2 separate regions of the Mus musculus genome follow, and region 1 is linked to region 2. Evidence: chromatin loops called from intact Hi-C (ENCODE). Cell type or tissue: left cerebral cortex. All regions are shown on one strand.

Region 1 (2,500 bases), 500 kb after region 2:
CACCGTGCCAGTTCCAATATGGCGGGCTAAGGTGGCTTTTAAAAACTGAAAATAAAGGTTTTGAGGTGGGAAAAAACCCAACTGAAGTGGCCACGCCTTAGTTTCTACTCTCTTTGGTTACTCCAGGAGCTGCTTTAGCGAATTAAATAGGAAAAAAGAGGTGGGGCGAGGTATTCCAGTTTTTTCCGTGGTTTATCTGTACGAAGTCCATTGCTAGAGGATCTAGGGTGGAGGGTTGCCTCGGGCCAGAACGAGGGTATCCAAGCGCAACTGCCTGGTGTGTGTGCTTGTGGGGTCGTGTACAAACTCTGCACGTGCAGTCGGTCGCTAGGGTGTGTTTAAAGAAGCCCCCTCCCCCACGCCAACGTGCGTACGAGTCTCGGAACCAGACTCTGCCACGATCTGACGTGACAAACTGCTGACACGAGGTGCATCATCCACGAGGGCAGAGGGAATGATTAATTTCCCTTTTCTAGGGGACGTGTTTTCTTTCTTCCTCAGCGTTGAATCCTGCGTGGAATGGGCGGAGCGAGTAGGTGCTTATTATTATTATTAAAGAGACTAACTGTCCAGGGTACTCGGTTCAATCGGGAGGGCTGCGTGCAGCCAATGGGATTTTGTGTGCTGGCGAGATTAGGTCTGAGGCACATTTAGTGATTGGCCCTTGTTTTGCTGCACTCTCCGCAAAGGTGAGTGGTAGGGGGCCTAGTGGGGGAAGTGCAGACCTCCCAGGAAAAGGCAAACAAGGTCAAGCCTTAGAGTTGCCAGGTCACTTTCGATTTTCCCGTTCTAAGCAAGGTGAGGGCTGGGGAGTGCATTTTAGGAAGGAATTGTCCCTTGCCCAGTTTGGCCACCCACTGGACTGCTGTGAGTGGCGCCCTCCATCGGAGCTAGGATGTAGTCTTGGAGCGCTAGGGAACAGTTTGCATCTAGGGTCTGGGTGCGTATGGGGAGGTCTTGAAGTGGAATTCAGACAGAAAAATTGGAGTCACTCTGGGGGTTCTTAGGAAAGCCAGCTAACCTGGACCTGGAAAAAAAGGCACTCAAAGCAAGATTGTAGTAGCCTAACTAGGGACAGGGTCCCCGACAGGGGTCGCCCGTGTCCACGACGCAGCAAAGGAGTAGGGTAGAGCCGCGGGTCCAGCAGAAAAGACCCTAGGAGAGTGGGCGTTAGTCACGCGCCAGTCGCTTGTGGTCTCTGGTGAGGGCTCCTCTGGGAGGAATTTACTCCGCCAGCGACTGTGAAAGCGCAAGGGGCGAGGTCGGGAAGGCATTTTTAAAAAAGGCACCGGCCAGGTCTGTAGTTACTGCGACAACGTGGTCACTCGGCAGTTTCAAGAAGCCAGAGGGTGATTCTATTGGGTCACTCAGACTCTGCAAAGTCCGGGGGTCCAGTCTGCTCACGGTGTCGGGTGGATGGAAGATAGGAATTACAGACCGCAGGGAGACCTGAGCGATTGCTGGCTGGCGGGACAGGATGCATTTCGTCTTCCCAAGCGGAGCGCGCGGCGCGTTCCCGGCACTCCCAGCCTGCGCGTAGGCACGTCCTCGGGGAACAGCCGTGGGTTCTGTTGAGGTGGGGACAAACACAAAATGGTTCTGTGTTTGTAAACTGCAATTTCAACCATGGTTCCCTCCCCTCTTCCTCCGCTGACGAAGGCACAGCTCATCTGAAGGCTTCGAAATCTACAATTTTGCATTGGGTCGGCCCATGGAAGCGAGGATCCAGTTAATTCCAAGGAATATTCCAGAGGATTGTCGCAGGGCCCAAGTGTTCCCCCTTTTATTTTTTATTTTTTCCATTGGGAGCGGTGGGAAGAGGAGGAGCTGAGTGCAAGCGACCATCGCTACACAGAGGGGATTTGGGGCACTTGGAGTGTAGTACCTTTGCGCATTAAATCAAAGGGAGATCTCAGAAGCCCTGTGAGGGCTCCTCCTTGATGTCAGTGCCGCATCCAGGAGTTCAGAGTCAACGCCAGGAAAGTCTGGTTTCGGGAGAGTGCCCAAACTCTTGAGTTTCTCTTGTGGAGTTTTAGGGATATTGAGGAGTTGGATGGATGAGGTAGGATTCCAGGAAGGAGCGGCTAGGGACATTCGTGCACCTTTGGCTCAGTTCCTGGACTTCTAGTTCACTCTGTTAGCTCCCTATTTTTCCCATGTGCCTGGCCACCGCGCGGTTTGGGACACCCAACCTGTAGATGCCAACGGGGAAGGGAAGCTCTTTCTTGGCCCTTGGTTAGGGAAGCTACTTTGGATCAGTGCCCACTGATCTTAGATTGTAAACCATGGTCAGTGCCTGCCACTCTCATCTCTCCATCCTGGTACCATAGTCAAAAGAGCTGGCCTGACTACCAAATGAATGGATTGAAGTTCTAGCAGGCATTGAGGGGGGAAAAGGGGGCTAGCTTCTTTTCTGGGGAGATGGTAGTTGAGCTGTTAGGTAGTGGGAAACAGGGAGAGAGGCTTTGGTGTTTTAAAGGAATTGTTGGCCAGGCTGTCT
Region 2 (2,500 bases):
TGTTCGCAGACAGCTGTGGCGCGACGCAACTTAAGGAGGTTCTAGTGTCATCCGCGCCGAGGGGGAGGAGCCTGGCGCTGGCAGGAGGGGACACGATCCTCAGCACAAGGAAACTGCAACCCAAACCCGCTCCAGGACTTCACCTCCACCCCCATCCCATCCCCCCCACCCACCCCGGCACACCGCCGCCCCTCCTCCCGCCCCTCTACTGACCGGAAAGGGGCGCCGCCAAGGGCCGCCTAGGGCAGAGGGGCCGCGGGCAGGGTGGGCGAGGCCCGCCCGGGCTTGGGGCAGAGGGGACAGGCAGGAGGGAATTCGCTCTCTGGCCCTTTAAATGTAGCAAAGCCGATTCATTCGGGCTCAGTAGATTATTCCGTACGAGTGAAACCCGGCTGCCCCATTCATAAAGCTAATTTCCATAAGCAGACTTTTCGATACTTTTTTAAAAATGAGCAAACTTTTAAATTAGGATTCAAGCCAGAACGTTTTTCAGTTTATATCAGCTTAGGGGCTATGTGCATGTAAAACAGATTAGAAAAGTTTCATGGCGAAGTAACTGAAGATTTGCCTCCGAACCAGCTTTCCGGGAGGCTGCTGAATCGCGCGGAGGACCTGGGCTTTGATTCGGACGCCCGCGTTATTGTTATGGTCTCTGCTTGCTTTCCCAAACCTCTCCAGAACGAACAGCGTCAGCTGTTGCAGCTGTCTTTTTCGGATCTAATGATATCATCAATGTGTGCTTTTGACCTTAGTGACAACGCGATGCATAAAAAGCTGGCTTAGCGAGACCTAGGCTCACTGGTCCCCGAAGTACCGTGTACAACTAACTTGATCTTTGCTGCGATAGCCTAACTTTTCTCTTCGCCTAGCTCGGGGTGCTACTTTATTCTGCTTTCACCCGAGGAAAACGGTCCCCTCTATAATATCCAACCCTGACCTCCGGGGTGGACCCAGCCGCAACTTCCCTGGACATTTTGGGTCTCTGGGACAGGGTCTGGTGGGAGGGCCGCAAGCTGACACAGGAGAGAGGCTGGAAGACGCCCAGTAGAGAGGCTGGGCGGACGAGGGCGGGGCCATTTGTAAGGACCAATCATCGGGAGATACCACGACCGGGCCGCAGTCGCCCCGCCCCACGGGCTCCAACCTCTGCGGCCCTGTTCCGTCCTTTGAGTCACTGCATCCCCTAGTGGCGTTGAGGTTTCTGCAGCCTGGGTCCAGAAAACACTGCCCGGATGAGCAAGGTCCGAAAGAGACTTCGGGTGCACCCCAGGGCAGTGTAAGAGGTGTTCCCATTCCACCCTCCAGGGCAGAGAGCTTGGCTTTAGAGGGTTACTGGAACTGAAGGCGTCATCCCCTCTTCATTTCTTTACCCCATAATATTTCCCACTTATTCAAAACTTGGATTCCCGACAAGCCCTTTCTTAAAAGTTCCAAGTAACTTCTTCTATTCTACTGTGGAGAAAAGCCATCAATATCTACCTTGAAGCCAGTGGAGTGCGGGGAGAGGGAAGGTGCGTTCTTTTTACAATACAACCCTTGAAGAAGACAAAATTTATTTAGAAATGTGCCCTGCGGGCTTGGGTTTGGAGCTTCTCCTGACACCCCCCCCCCTTTTACATCTGATCTTTGACTGAAATCAAGGCTGAATTTCTAAATACAAATTACGAAGATACCTTTTTTTTAAAAACGAGTCTTCCCTCCCTTCTGAGTTCACCCTGCACCCCTTGGTCCCACGTTTATGAGGGCGGCCCAGTCTTAGAATATCGATTTTTTTACTTTCACTCTTTGACCAACCCATCTCTCCTGGGCCAATCAAGCTGCCAGCATCTCTTCCAGCTCACGGCGCTCTCAAAACCTTTTAATTATTTAGTTGCTGTCTAACATTCACCGGAAACCATTCCATAAACAAGCAGAGAAGACCGCACACACATTTTTGCTAAAAGGCCCGGGATTAAGATCTAGAATGAGAGTTTAAAAGGGAAAAATACTATTGCTGTATCACTCATGAGTTGTATAAGGCATCAGTCAGCCAGTCCCTAGTTCACAGCTTCGAGAAAAGTCTCGAGTAAGCATATCTCTTTGGTCCCGGGCACCGAGATGTAGATGATAATAATAATAATTTTTTTAATGCGCAAAAGAAATCCTTCTGGAGACAAGAAAGAAAGCTGCTGACGCCAAGAACTGAACATGTTAGTCTATACGGCTTAGAACGTATTTTTAAAGACTGAAAAAGAATATACTTCTGAAAAGGATGGCTTCCCTAGTAGGGGCGCCTCTCTAATAGATGTAGTAGTGGGGATGGAGAGGATTATTCGTCTTAATTCAATCACCAGAGGAGCTAGACTGGATGCAAAGACACTCCCCTCCCTTGGAAAAACAAAATATCTAATAGGCCCCTCCAGGTCTGAGGTAGTTTAGGGTTGGCAGAGAGGGGTAGGGGGCCTGAGGCTAGGCGCCCCGGGCACTGGATCCAGCCTGTAGGGGGTATTTAACATGTAAT

The links. Hi-C counts contacts between places; a loop is a spot of excess contacts. Peaks named below come from ENCODE experiments on the same cell type or tissue, not always from the same donor. Only the 100,000 strongest peaks of a DNase experiment are listed, where the experiment ranks them.
Region 1: a loop joins it to region 2, with 6 times the contacts of the local background. A loop is called at or near these places in 8 of 42 quality-filtered maps.

Annotation. Positions count from the first base shown.
Region 1 is chr2:10,373,706-10,376,205 of GRCm38, forward strand. All of the region lies in intron 1 of Sfmbt2 (Scm-like with four mbt domains 2), which reads left to right. Among named protein-coding and RNA genes, the nearest start is that of Sfmbt2, 4.5 kb to the left of the region's middle. In left cerebral cortex, a CTCF peak has its summit at 1,053; DNase peaks (open chromatin) are centred at 80, 349, 1,097 and 1,475; H3K4me3 peaks cover 1,889 bases.
Region 2 is chr2:9,878,586-9,881,085 of GRCm38, forward strand. It overlaps Gata3 (GATA binding protein 3), which reads right to left and starts at 15. Exons shown (of 6, transcript NM_008091.3): 1 at 1-15. In left cerebral cortex, a CTCF peak has its summit at 1,193; DNase peaks (open chromatin) are centred at 626, 1,109 and 1,978; H3K4me3 peaks cover 1,072 bases.